Linked DNA regions of Mus musculus: region 1 is linked to region 2. A link is a loop called in an ENCODE intact Hi-C map of the cell type or tissue named here. Cell type or tissue: left cerebral cortex. All regions are shown on one strand. Each heading gives the region's core, and the rest is flanking DNA. Links, peaks and the distances in the headings are about the cores only.

Region 1 (8,929 bases), core at 1-5,000, 65 kb before region 2:
TGCTGTGTTATTATAATTTCTAGTTTGTATATTGTAGTCCAATACTCTTAAAACAGCAAGAAACTTGGTCACGTAAAGAGCATACTATGATCAAGTCTTGTGAGTTTTAATTCTGAGCAAAGTCCTACACGCTGGACCCTGAGACAAAGGCTAAGACCAGAGTTTGTGTGAAGGGTCTGTCAGAGGGGGCACCTCTGACATCATTATTCATGAAAACCAGCTACATAAAGTGGCATGCATGTCTAGAACGATAACTTATTTCTTAATTAAAAGAAGAAAATCTTTGCCTTCAGCTCCACAATCCCATACTCTTAAATTCTGCGCCTCCACCCTCGGGTGTCACGCTGTCTGAGAGTACGAATGGGATTTGACCGTAAATCAAAACCTCAGTGGACTGTCATTTGCAAAGAGCCAGGAGCAATGGCTGCAAAAACTATTTTCCATATCCCAAGCACATTCATGTAAGAATATGACTGATGTGTTTTTTCAAACATATTTTGAGGGAGTTTTCCAGGAAGCCCTTTGTGGATCTAAGTCCTATATCCAAGTTGTGTTGATAAATATTACAAGTTACATTATCTACATAATGCTTAAGCGAAATAGCTACAAATTCTGATTTTCATGCAAAATGTGCCTTGGATGGGTATCAGACCTAATACAAAAAGAAGATGGTATGAGATTGAAGCTGTGTGCTGCTCATTGGTGGATGGTTGCCTAGCCTGTTGGGGGGCTTTTGCCTGGATTTCACACCCAGCAACCACACCTCCTACCCTCTCTGCACATGTGGTAGATTTTGGAGATGAGAAAAGTGCTTAGTGCAGGGAGTGGTTGAATGGAAGACTTACTTCCCTTTCAAACAGTGCATCACCCAGAAGACAGAGTCCCTGCAAACCAGGTCAGATGGATCAATGGTTGCTGCCCAGCAGGGGCTTGTCAAATGGTTGTCCGGGAATGACTGTGGCGATGTGTGGGAGGCCCTAATCCAGTCTGCTGCCTTGGTGGAGATGTTGATTCCAGAAACATAACATTCACTGTTTGGAACCAGAAAGGTTGTCATGGAGATGGAAATCTTCCTGGTACCATAAAACCCCACTTGTCATCAGGCTGAAGCCCGGTATTTGCACAGGTGGTTCTGCTAGCCTAGAAGGGCCAAGGAAAAACAAATCTTTTCTTCCTGAATGGAGCCTTTATGTGTCTAAGAGAATACGATTCCTTTCCTAAGCCATTCAATTAACGACCCATTATCAACTAATTAAATCCCATGTAAATTTTATGCGAGTTCCTTTGCCACTTGTACCACACAGTTGCTGACTAACACTGTATTCTGTGCTATCTTTTTATAGAGCAGTGCCTCTCAGACCTGTGGGTCGCAACCCATTTGGGGGTCAGACGACCTTTTCACAGGGGTCACGTAACACCATTGGAAAACACATTACAATTCCTAACTAGCAGAATTACAGTTACGAAGTAGCAATGAAAAATCATTTTACAGTTGGAGGGGGGGGAAGGTAGGGGTTACCACAACGTGAGAAACTGCATTAAAGGGTTGCAGCATTGGAAAGGGTGAGAACCACTCTCTAGAGGATTGAAGTGCGGTGGAGAGACTCGTGATGCACCCACAAGACACAGGCGACATACATCCACAGTCAGCAGTGAAATACTCATTTCTGTGTATGAAGAAGCTAAAGGCATGGAAGACTACCTGTCTCACGCATGCCTGAAACAAGCCTTCTGTATCCACAGCTCTGCTATGGCCAGGAAGTCCCTGTGGCTGGGATTTCTATCTCACCGGGTTGTTTCTCCAAGGCAGACACTGAGTACGCAATACAAAAACACAACTGTGCGCCTTCTGTCCCTCCCTCTTCCTGCTTCCTTGCCTATGTGCCAGGGTGCAGAATCCGATCTTTGGATAAATTTGGGATAAAAGCCCTAATTGTAGGGTTTTAATTTCAGTCTGAGATGCTTTTCTGTCCCATAGAAGTTCAAAGCTTTTACCAAGTTTCTCAAGGCAATGTCTGTGGAGGCCCCAAGACAGTTGACTTCAGTCTCGAAATGTGTAATCTGTCATTTAAGACTTTGCAGAGTTGTGGGACAAAACATTAGGTGGTGTTCTCTATGATAAAAAAAATAACTACCGTGCAAAAGGGGGGAAAAAGAGAGAGAGAGAGAGAAAAGGAAGCATTGTTCTTGTTCCCCGGCAGAGGCGGCATGGAGGTCACGCCAGTAGGAATAATAGGCTGAATAAAGCACTAGAGATGATGAAGATAATGGAGGACTGGTTTAAGGAAGAGTCCTTGAGTCTTTGGAAACCTGTTATTTAAAGAATGAAATCATGCTTCTCTGAAGCATGTGTGTGTGTACATTCCTGTGTGCCTGTGTGGTGTGTGTGTGTGCTTGTGTGTATGAGTGTGAGTGCACATGTATCTGTGCATGTGTACATATGTGTATGTGTGCATGAGTGCCTGCTTGTGTGTGTGTGTGTGTGTGTGTGTGTGTGTGTTAGACTTCTGTGCTCTCACATGGTTAGCCTTCCCATCCCTTGTGAACTTCACTCTCACCAGATGTGTGAGCTTTGGGGACTATGGAAGGAAACACAGGACCACTTACACATCTTCTTGTAAAGATGGTACCCAGTGGAAAATCCAAAATCTCAAAGCAGCCACTAGATTGCATCTAGATTTTGCTTATAAAGGGAACTCCAGTGTCCAAGAGCATGTTGGCTTCTTTTGTGAGCCGTGCCCTTTATCACAGTTGTTTATAATAGATAATTAAACATTTAAGATGGGAAAGCATGCAGATAAAATTTCATTATTTAATGCAACAAAACTGCCAACTTCTAGTGTAACTTTTTTGGACTGGGGAGTTATAGTTATCTACCTAACGCTAGAAATTTAAACAAACAAAGAACGAACAGATAAAAAAAACCGAGTTGTGTTTTTCAAACTGTCCATTTGTAAGAAAATGTGAAGAATCTCTTCTTTCTGGTTTTTACACTGGGTTGAAATCCACATCCTATAAGATTGTTTAATGACACAGTTGTACCAGAAGGTGGCGCTGTGATACCATATGTTTTTCACAATGCCTTTTCCCCAAGAAGTGGGTTGTAAGGAGGTGTTGATCTTCAAGGATTCCTGGTCTGAGAGGCTACTTACTGCCCTTGACCAGGCTGCCTGTTCTGGGATCATACAGCTAAATTTTCCATTTCTGAACCTTGCCTGATTTCCTGACACAAAGTCCAAGATGTAAAACATACCACACAGGCACTCTGAATGGACTGCCTTACCTGTCAAAAAGTTCTAGAGCTGGCCCAGCAAGTGAGAGTGCTTGTTACACAAGCACAAGGACCTGATTCCAAGTTCCAGAACCTGGGGGTCGCAGAGAGCCAAGTGTGGTCATGTACACCCATGTATGCCTATAACCCAATAGTATAGCAGGATGGCTGGGGTTTGCCGGCAGTTAGACCAACACCAGGTTCAGTAGGAGTGTTTCACAAGAATGAGACAGTGTTAAACCAGGATACCCCAAATCCTCCTCTAGCCTGGCCTACACACACACACACACACACACACACACACACGCACACACGAACGAACGAGAAGGGGGGAGTGGAGGGGAGAGGGAAGGAGGGACGGAAGGAGAGGCAGAGAGACACAGACACAGAGAGACAGAGAAGGGAGAGAGAGATTCAGAGGCAAACTTCAGGAAGATGAACTTTAAGTAGAATTAATGACTGTTGAAGGGAATTTCAGTTGTTCCTGGCCTTTTACAGAGAATGAAGTGTCACTGGACAGGCCCCTTCGCTAATTCCCTCCTGAAGAGAAGCCATGTATTTAGACACTAAAGGACATCATTATGGAACCTTCTTTTATTATGAAAACGTGTCATTCTGGTTGCAGCCACACTGTAATTTAGGCTGGAAACATAATGATTACCTCGGAGAAAGGGTTTACACGTGATTTGAGGCCACAAGCGTCTTCGTCACGCTTCTCCGTACGCCAGCTAACCCAAGACTCTTGTGCCGAGCGCTGTGTTTTCTCTCATTGCTTGCCATGTCATGTGTCTCTTCTTAATAACAGGGCTGTGAGGAAAATGCCTCAGGTAGTCTGCTTGCTGGAGCCGGCTTAAGGAGCTTCGTTGTCTGGTGGCGGGTGGTAGCATTTAGATGGCACTTATCGCCTGCCACATTCATACCAGATATGGAGTTGAAGGGACAAATCTATTATAGCGTTATTTTGGTTCCACGGGAGAGAAACTTTTGATTTGATTTGCTGTGGTAGTGGTGGTGGTGGTGGAGGTGGTGGAGGTGGTGGTGGTAGTGGTAGTGGTGGTGGCGGTGGCGGTGGCGGTGGCGGTGGCGGTGGCGGTGGCCGTTATAGCACTGGGAATCGCCCGTTTGCCTGTGCATGTTGGGCAAGCACTCTGCCACTGAGCTGTCTCCCTCGAACACATTGGCCTCTCCTTGTGCTGTTGTTTATGCTTTTTACATTGTAGGTACATGGTGTGCATTGAGAAAGTCCTCACTTAGGAAGGGGAAAGACTGGAAGCTCTGGGAGGGAGTGGAAGACATTTGGCCCTTTTTCAGTGGGTTCTGTACTCCTAGAGTCAGCAAACCTACAGTTTGAATCTTTTCAGACACACATACACATGCACACACACACACACACACACCAGTTGAATCTATATTGCTAATATCTTGGCAAAAATACTGCCATATTTCTTGGCATCATCCCATCATCGACATTGTAACAACTAACATCATATTTATATTTTTATCGAGCACTTAAAGTATCCTAGAGATGTTTTAAAGAGCACTGGAAGACACACATAGGTTACATTCGAACACTGTACCATTTTGTATAAAGGACTTGAGCACTGTTGTGTTTGATATCCACCAGAGTTCCTGGAACCTGCAAAGATCCCAACTAGATATGTAATCCTTTGCAGTCACTAGGGAGGGTAACGTAGCAGGCACTAGAGAGATACTAGGAAAGTTATCATAGGTAAGGTGACATGCCTGCTTGGGGGACAGAGTCTTCAGGATCTTAGCACATACATGAATGGGCTTATAAAAAGCAGGTGGAATCCTGAGTGGAGGATATCGTATCTGAAGCTCGTGCATGTCCCACTGGATGGTATAAAGAACTTGGATGAATGCCACCAGCTCAGGCAGAGAGTTGGCACGATGTCCATCGGAAATGGACATCAAGTGCCGAAGTTGGTTGTGCTGTTAACAGCCCCACAGCAAACCAAGGGAGCTGTAGTTGGGGGTTTGTGTTTTACAGCTCTAATTAGGTTTATGAAGCCATAGCCAAATCTCAGCAGGAATTGATGATGATCCCTTGCCCTTGAAGTTTGAACAATTTTAAATATTTCTGGATTGTCTAGCTGGACATGGTGAGAACAGAAGATGAGAAACTGGCTTACGAGGAGGATCTACAGTCTCATGCCTGGTTCTGAGAATTAAGGGGTCTGTTGGAAGAAGCCAGATGCACATAGATGGGACAAGACCTAATCAGGCTAGACAAAGAAATGAAAACTGCTACAGTTCAAAATGGGCAGGTTCATCAGACAGTTCACACACACAGCAGTGGGTAGATTGACTTTAAGAAGAAATAAAGGCTCCATAATAGGGTGTTCAGAGTTAGAAGGTAGAGACCAGTGTTGAAGTTGCCTGGAAGGTAGGTGGTTTAAAAGTGGTAACACACCTGGGTAGAGGTTGGAACCGGTCGGTGGCTAGGCTAGATAGAAAGATGTTCCACGAAAGGACTGAGGTTTCCCTCTTCATCCAGTCTGCAGTAGGGAACCACTCTGTGCACCACAGCACGCGGGGCTGTGTTTAAAAGGACTACTCAGGTTAAGGCACTGACATAGACTGGAGCCCTGATGGTTAAGTCAACAATGAACTGGAGAGTCCAGAGCAAAGCGTGGCACATCGCACTAGGAAAGCTGGTAGGAAGTGATAATCAGAAAGAGGCTTGGAAAGCCAAGTTCAATCTTAATAAAGCTGTGATTGTTCTTAAGATAAGAGCTTCCCCTCATGTCCTTGTGACCTCTTGCTCCATTGATGATTGGCTGTTCTAAGCAATAACAGAAACATCTTGTTCTGAATGACAGCCACAGCAGCATTGTCGGCTGCCATCCATCCTTTGTGCTTTCTGTGTAAGCTGACCCTGGTGTATACACTCTGTGTGTGTGTGTGTGTGTGTGTGTGTGTGTGTACATGTGTGTACATGTGTATGTGTGTGTGTGAGGTTATTGTGTATGTGTGTACTTATGTGTACATGTGTGTACATGTGTATGTGTGTGGGTATTGTGTGTGTGTATATGTGTGTGTACATGTGTATGTATATATGTGTATGTGTGCGTGTGCATGTTTTCATGTTAACTTCAACCATCACAGCTATACAAGGCAGAGAGTGCCATTTAGAGCTATTTTCCAGGTAGACACAGTCAGTGAGTAGCAAGACCCTGCTGACTCAAGGCTCTGAACACTTTAAAAGAGTCTATTTTGGGTGTCACACCAGTTTCTTACCATCTAGGGAATGAGAGGGATAATTTTGGAATCGATATCTTTTTAGAAAGTCAGCAACTTGTACACGGTTTTGTACTGAGAGAACTCACCTCAGAGTTTTGTACCAGGAGTAATAGGAGTTTCTGGAATATTCCTGAGGATGGGTCAGTCTGGGGACTCACAGACAGATGAGTAACTACGCATCAGGGCTAAATAGCCATTGGTCCATCCTCTGTGTGTGAGAAGGGTAGTTGGTGGCCATGTGAGTTTCCAGTATCATCTAGAACCAAACTTGGACATTGGGTATTTCAGACTAGGTCATGGGTAATCCATCATCATACCGTGTAGATCCCAAAACAAAGGCGATGAGGCCAAGACTAGTATGTCTTATTCTATGACGTATCTTCGGAACACATTGAGAACAGTGTCTGGTGTTTCTTGAACGGAAGCCAAGAGGAGCCATGCTGTTGGCCAGTTGAGGAATCCCAGGCTCTCAACTACAGTCCCACTAAACCTAAGACTAGGGCCTGTGGTCACAGACCTCTTTCATGTGGTGTCACTGCCATGACAATCCCCGAGTTTCATCTCATTAAGTAGCAGTGTGGCTTCTGCTCACACTGGGACGCTCCTCCCCAGTTTTACCTCAGAAACCAGCAGCGAGGCCAAGCAGTGACTCATACAACCGCTGCTGAGCCCGACCTGTAGGTGCTGAGAAGAAAGAAAGGCCAGGGGTGGATTGCTTGGTGCCAAAGATGGAGTTAGAGTATAGTGAATATTAATAGCACACAGTTCTCTGTTTTGGATGTACCTGTTGGGCGAGCTTACATTTGCTGTTGAGTTTTAGAGACACCTAGTCATGGGTGCTCATTCTGGAGTGATCATTTGCGGTCCTCTCTGGTTAGGCGAGCGGCCGAGGGAGTTTGGGTACCACCAATAATACCTAGTCTGCTTGCAAGAGTGACTATGCATCCCTCCTGGTCTGGAGCGTGGTTCTTCTCAGGTTACTTAGGATATACATGGGACTCCTGGTGGGTGGGCCTTAAAGAAACTGTGTTGTGAAGAAGACCAGGGTAGGGGACGGATATGGCAGGCAGTGTACACTGGGGCTGAGCCTCAGTGGTGTGCACACGCGGAAAGACGCCTGAAACATGATTTCTGTGTGCTAATGTGTGACAGTGGCAAATCACCCGGATCGGAGTAGTCTTCCTTTCTCTGAGGTAAGCTTCAGAAATGGAAGACCTCCATGATAAGACAGCGTGAGGACCTCCTTAGACTCAGGTGTCAGCTCAAGCTGGCCATCACACCAAACTCTTTCTCCCTGTGAAAGAATGAAGAATAAAAGGGTTCTTTTAATCCTGTGTTTATTTTAGTTTGGTGATTTTATGGTTGTTGTTGTTGTTATTTTATTACTTTTTTTTTTTTTTTTTTTTTTTTTTTTTTGCCAAGGGTTCATGTATCCTAGGCTGGGCTCAACTTGTCACACAGCTTAAGCTGGCCTGATTCTCTTGATCCTCCTCCTTCTGGCCTCTAAGTGCTGGCAGGTGTGAGACACCATGTTGGGCCGATGTTGTGGGCATAGACCCACAGTGTGCTCACTGTGTGAGACCAATAGCAGTGTCCACTCTAGGAGCTTTCTTGCCTTCTTACGTCCATAAAGTATTCACAGAGGCCAACAGATTCTTCTAGGACATCCTCATCTCTAGGAAATTCAGGTATACTTGGAAAAGATGAGCCAAGAGTTTAAAATGTTTTAAGATGGCCGATAGCTACATGGGGTTTTGTTGTCTTCGTCACTTCTTTATGTGTAGAAATTTTCTCTAGGAATTTTTATTGTTTATTTATGTATGTGAGCAAAGGGGATTGAACCCAATGTGTGTCACAGCTCAGCAGGGGCTTGACTACCAAGCTACACCTTCAACCACCCAAGTAATTTTGTGTTGTAATGTCAATAGTCACCGTTAAACTCTGTGTTTGTGCAGTGTGTGTGCATTTGCGTGTGGGATGTATGTGTATGAATGAAGATGCACTCACCCAGTGAACACATGTCGGGGCCTGAGGTTGTCTCTGGCTCCCTTGCCTTCAGCTCTGGTTTGTTTGTTTGTTTGTTTGTTTTTGGTTTATTCTTTTGTCTTTTGAGATAGAGTCTCCCACTGAACCCAGAGTCTGCCATTCCTCCTGGACTGGCGGGCCAGCAATCCCCTAAGATGGTCGTTTGGCTTTGTACCCCAGCACTGGGGTCACAGACGTGCACCGCTATGCCTAGCTCATGCAGGCTTGTTGAGGGATCCAGACTCAGACCCTCATGTGTGTGCACCAAACACTGAGTCATCGTCCCTGTCCCCAGCCTTTCATTTTTATGCCTTTCACATATTGGGATTTTTTTTTAAAGTCAGATTACACCTATATTTTCAGCTGTAA
Region 2 (5,000 bases), core at 1-5,000:
AGTAGTACCAGCCAGTGACAATTGGCTCTGAAGTGTCACCTCTGCATATCTGTGGCATCTGCATAGCTGAGGAGATGGCACAAGGCTGGCAGCTTCTATTCCTTCCAGGTCACTTTGACAAATAAGTTTCTGCTGCCTTTGGGATTGGCAGCATATATTGGTAATAATATCTGCTTGCTCCCCTGTAGGGCAGCGTCTCTCCTCGCCACCCCTAGCTACTTTACATACTCACGGATCTCGCTTGCAATTTACATTTGTATATTTTATTCATAGGTGAAATTTTTTTTCTCCTACAACTTTGTACAGGGCTAAACATTATCGGAATATTATTCAAAACATGTCCTTTCCATAAAATCTGTTTATGTGCCATCATTATCTGCAGCATTAAATACATTTTATATCATCAGAAATTTTATGATATATTTAAAAATGAATTTCTACTTAGCTGAAACGCATTAGGGATTATCCTAAGAGACCCTGCTGGAAAAAAAAAATGCAGTCATGTTTATTTGTAACTGCCAGAAAATGGCTTGCAAAATTGTTAGTGTCTTTTTATTATTCCCTACCACTGGAGCACTTGCTTGTTAATTAGAGAAATTTCAACTGTCATAGTTGGCAATTATAGCTTCTGTATCATTGTCTGTTATGAATAGTCAATGGAAGCTGATTAATATGCATGAGCAGCAGTATATATAGCGTGTGCATTGGACCACAATCCAGCTGCCAGAGTCACTCTGAGGAGGGAGCAGAGTGTGTGTGTGTGTGAGTGTATGTGTGAGTGTGTGTGTGTGTCCCTGTGTGTGCGTGCGTGCGTGTGCGTGCGTGCATGCTGTGAGGGAAGGAAAGGAAGCGTGGAGGAAGCAGAGAGTTGTTTTTGCAGCCTCAGAAAGCCATGCCCGTGTGAGGCTTTGTAGCTGCCTGACTCACCTGAGGCTCTCAGAGAGCCCTTCAATGCCTGCATGCTGAGGGAGTGGCTTCCCGGGCGCTGGAGGTCCTAAAGGCTTTCTTTGACATTCCTCCAAACATGGGATGCAGCTTGTGCAGCGCACAGAAGCAAGAGGAGCAGTACAAATTACTCTATGAAGTTTGCCAGGTAACAGCGCGCGGCAGGTTATCCTGCGGGTACTCACCTGGCGGCATCCCTCCTGGGGCAGGAATCGGGAATGTCTGTGTGTGTTTGTGTTCCGCCTACGCCTGCCTTGCCCACTTCTCCGGAGATGTTCTGTTAACTCTCTTAAGAAATGTGCTTCCCGGCAGCTCTCCGGTGCTCGATTTTGAGAGTCTAAATAGCTGTTGATGGTCTTGCGATGTGTTTGAAGCAGCTGGGTCACAAAAGCTCCATGACAACTGAGCGCTCTATAGAGCGGCCAGACAGGAAGGGTCAGAGAGTGGTCACAGCATCCTTTGAACAAGTTGGGGAAGGCGGGAGGGGAGGGGCAGTGATGGATGCTTGCAGTTTTTGTGTCTATTGAAAACAGTTTTAAGGCACTGCTTACAGCGGAGCAAAGTCCTCCTTTCAGCAGCGTCTTGTACCGGGACATGTGGTTCACATTTGTACCTCGCGCTTGCCCCTTGCTTATGTCTCTCTCTGCAAATGTTAGCAACTTCTGAAGCAAGCCACTTGGTCTTACAGACTGTCACCCTCAGCAGGCTTCTACGTCACAACATGAAATTTCAGTTGAGATGTTAGGAAATGTGTTCAATACAGCCCAGATAGCTTATTTTACATCTATGTTGAGCACTTTCCTTTTACGTATTCAAGCCCCATCTTGAACAAGATGGTTTGGCATGGTTCTTGCTAACCTAACTCTGCAGTTAAGGATTTTCCTCTTGAATCAGTTTGGCTCCTTTAACAAATAATTTTAATGAACAGAAAATCACAGGCTGGTAAGTTTTTTTTTTTAATCATCATAGGAGAATAACATTGCGTCAAGAAAAAAAATGGGTGCGTGTTTCTTAGTTCATAACAACAAATGGCTAATTAATATATTTTCTTTTTAAAGAACTAGCTTGACTTTAAAACGAATTGTATCAGTTCGTTGGGTGTTATTTTCACATGAGCCACCAGAGGGCGGGTGTCCCTAGCAAGACACAGCAAGACAGCTTAATGTGTGTCTCTGAACAAAACCTAATGATACTGGGTGAATAAAAGGTGTGTCTGTCTGTATGTCTGCCTGCTCTCTTCAGTAAGGCATAGAAAGGATGTAAGCATTCAATGTAAGCATTCTAAGGCTTTTTGAATTGTCTCACTTGCTAAAAGCAAGCTTCTTAAGTCTTAGAAATATCCTTGCCTTCCAATCCCATGCTCAGGACTTAGTGGGACACATGCCTTGTTCCCAGCAGTCTAGGGATGTCTGGGAAGACTTGAGCATCAGTACTGCCACCACTGACGATCTGGCCCCATCCCGCATGTCATCATGCGGTATGTTCTAACCCTCAGTTTACCTGATGATCTGGGGGAATCTCTTTTTGAGCCAAACATTTAGAAGTGAAATGAGCTGAATAGCAGACACCGTTGGCTAAGCAGTGTGCTAGGTTAGGCTTGGCTGCTGCAGAGGGAGTAAGTTAAATGGTAGTTTTCAAAACTCTGTTCTTGTTTTGGTTTGGCACCAAAGCTACCATGTAGCTTCCATTCAGGTGAACTTCATACACATCTATGAGAGTGAGCCCCTTCCCAAAGTCAACTTTATGATATCCACAACAAATCTGTGTCAACTTATTTTTCATTCAACCTTATTATTTATGCTCTTAAGCGCAGACTACAGTCCCAAAAGAAGGAATCTGGGTTCAGTTTGGTTTTAACTAGGTAAAATTTTGTGGGGCTATTTCTGTCTGAAGTATCATTTGGTGAGTTGCTGATAAATGACTTCCACATGAAGTGCATGTTGTCAGCAGCTTAAGGAACCATGCAGATTTATTTTCAGGGAGCCCAAACTACTTCTCGGACCCACTTCCCTTGTGTCAGCTAAGTAAAGTCCCTTCTTCCACCTATTCTTTGGGCACCCAAACCATAGCACAGAGGAATTCACAAAACCTCTTGCAGGAATTAGTAATTGTATCCTCATCCTTATTATGCAAAACCTTATTAGAACAGAGAAATTGAGGTTTCCATAAATTACAGTTCCAGAAAGTCCAGGGTGTCTGGCTTCAGTAAGCCTTCATAACAGCAGCACAAAGAGGATCAAATATTCTAAGGCTCTGGCTTGATCCTATCCTCATCCAGAGATAATTCAAAGAGATGCTCTTCATTAGGGCCATCGGCAAGCCGCCTATAATTTCTTTGGGAGACTGCTGTGAGCTTAATGGTGCAGAACAATGGCTTTGCCTCTGGTTGTGCACACACACACACACACACACACACACACACACACCTTATTGTACCTTTAATCACATTAGAACAACAACAACTCCCCAGCTTGCCTGCTTGCTAAAGGGTGGCATAGTCATTGACACCCTTGTGCTGAGACCTTGAGGAACACTTGAATACTTTTGAGGAGAAAAAGCAAGCCTCTTCCCACCCTGGGCTTGTCAGAGCAGTAGAGTAGAAACTGGGCTGCAGTTTCTTGGGCATTTATACCTGCAGTATTCCAGTGGAGGCCTTGATCTAGAATCTGTGCATTCTGGAAGTGGGAAGTTTAGATTAGCAGCTGAAAAGATCAGGTAACTTGGACCCCCTAATTCAAGGAAAAGAAAAAAAGATGCCCAAAAAGAAAGATACTCGGAGGTCGTCAAAGGAATAACCTTCTTCTCCTTGGGGAATTGGATGGCACAGAGAAGCTCATGTTCTAGCCTCGAGGCTCCAGGCCTGCAAGGCAGATGAGGACGGGTGCCAAGTTCTGGGTGGAAAGGAAGGAAAATACTCATTCAAGGCGACTCTGTTAGCTGGACACTGTGATTCCAGGGCAGGCTGGATGTCAGCTGGGCTAGCAGGAAAGGTGGAATGGCTGTCTGGGTATTTTGTAGGTCTTCCTGTGGAGAGTTAGAGAAAGGAATAAAAAAGATCAGAGGTGGCATCCAACCAAAAGAACTCTGAGGAGTCAGGAGTCAACAGGGAACTGATAGGGAATTCTGTTTCCCACTGAAAACTCTAACTAACTCACTTACCTGAAGTTTGCACGCCAGAAAAACACACTTCCACACATCTGCAACATTACCTACAGCATGCTTGGTGTGTACTGGCAATATGCTAAATGCCGGTCGTCTGGTTTCCCATTGAATTCACACAGCAGGTTGGAGACAGGAGATATTATTATCCCCAATCAAAGATGAAGCAGTTGACATTCAAAGGAGTTATAAGTGGGGCTGGGTGTCATATCTGCACCACAATTCTCAGGTCTGAGAAGCTTTCCTTACACAAATCATTTCCAGCAGTGCCAGTGAGTGCATGACCAACTCCACCGGGGTAAAGTGATTACAGTCAGTGCAAGCACGAGGACACAAGTTCCATCCTCAACACTCACAGAAGCCAGGTTTCATTGCGCTCACTTGTAATCTCAGAGCTGAGAATGCAGAGACAGAAAGAGCCCACAAGCTCAGATAAGCAGTCTTTGAGAATTGTGCTGAGACCACAAGGAAGTAATTCTGATAGAGACTACCCAATGACAAACAAACCTGTGTCAAAAATAAAAAGTTGGTGGCTCCTCGGAATTATGGTAGAGGTTGACCTCTCTCCTTTAGGTACACAGACATTAGTGTACATACATAACAGAGGGGGAGGGAGAGGGAGAGAGGCAGAGTGGGGGGGAGAGAGAGAGAGAGAGAGAGGGAGAGGGAGAGGGAGAGGGAGAGAGAGAGAGAGAGAGAATGTTGAGACTGCTTTCACCTGTGTGGTTGAAGAGCCTGTACTAAAGCAGACCCCCTTGAAGCTTGTCATTTCACTCTGTCAAGCCACACGAAGGGCGTGTGGTGGGCAAAGAGAAGTCACCTCCAAAGTAGCAGAAAGTTCCCACTAACCTCCAGGCTTTTCCCCGAATGGATGATCTTAAAAAGCCCTTTGGCCT

What was found. A loop is a pair of places that touch in the nucleus more often than their neighbours do. Peaks named below come from ENCODE experiments on the same cell type or tissue, not always from the same donor. Only the 100,000 strongest peaks of a DNase experiment are listed, where the experiment ranks them.
Region 1: it touches region 2 in a loop (8-fold over the local background); 2 of 42 quality-filtered maps call a loop at or near these places.

What each region holds. Positions count from the first base shown.
Region 1 is chr6:101,255,850-101,264,778 of GRCm38, reverse strand. All of the region lies in intron 3 of Pdzrn3 (PDZ domain containing RING finger 3), which reads left to right. Among named protein-coding and RNA genes, the nearest start is that of Gm33934, 12 kb to the left of the region's middle. In left cerebral cortex, for the core only: a CTCF peak has its summit at 3,047 (motif pointing right); DNase peaks (open chromatin) are centred at 1,017 and 3,082; H3K27ac peaks cover 510 bases.
Region 2 is chr6:101,194,917-101,199,916 of GRCm38, reverse strand. The region is part of intron 3 of Pdzrn3 (PDZ domain containing RING finger 3); the gene reads left to right. It overlaps Gm26911 (a long non-coding RNA gene), which reads right to left. Exons shown (of 5, transcript XR_003956481.1): 1 at 1,131-5,000. Among named protein-coding and RNA genes, the nearest start is that of Gm26911, 25 kb to the right of the region's middle. In left cerebral cortex, for the core only: a CTCF peak has its summit at 2,056 (motif pointing right); DNase peaks (open chromatin) are centred at 835, 1,126, 1,427 and 2,070; H3K4me3 peaks cover 1,365 bases; H3K27ac peaks cover 243 bases.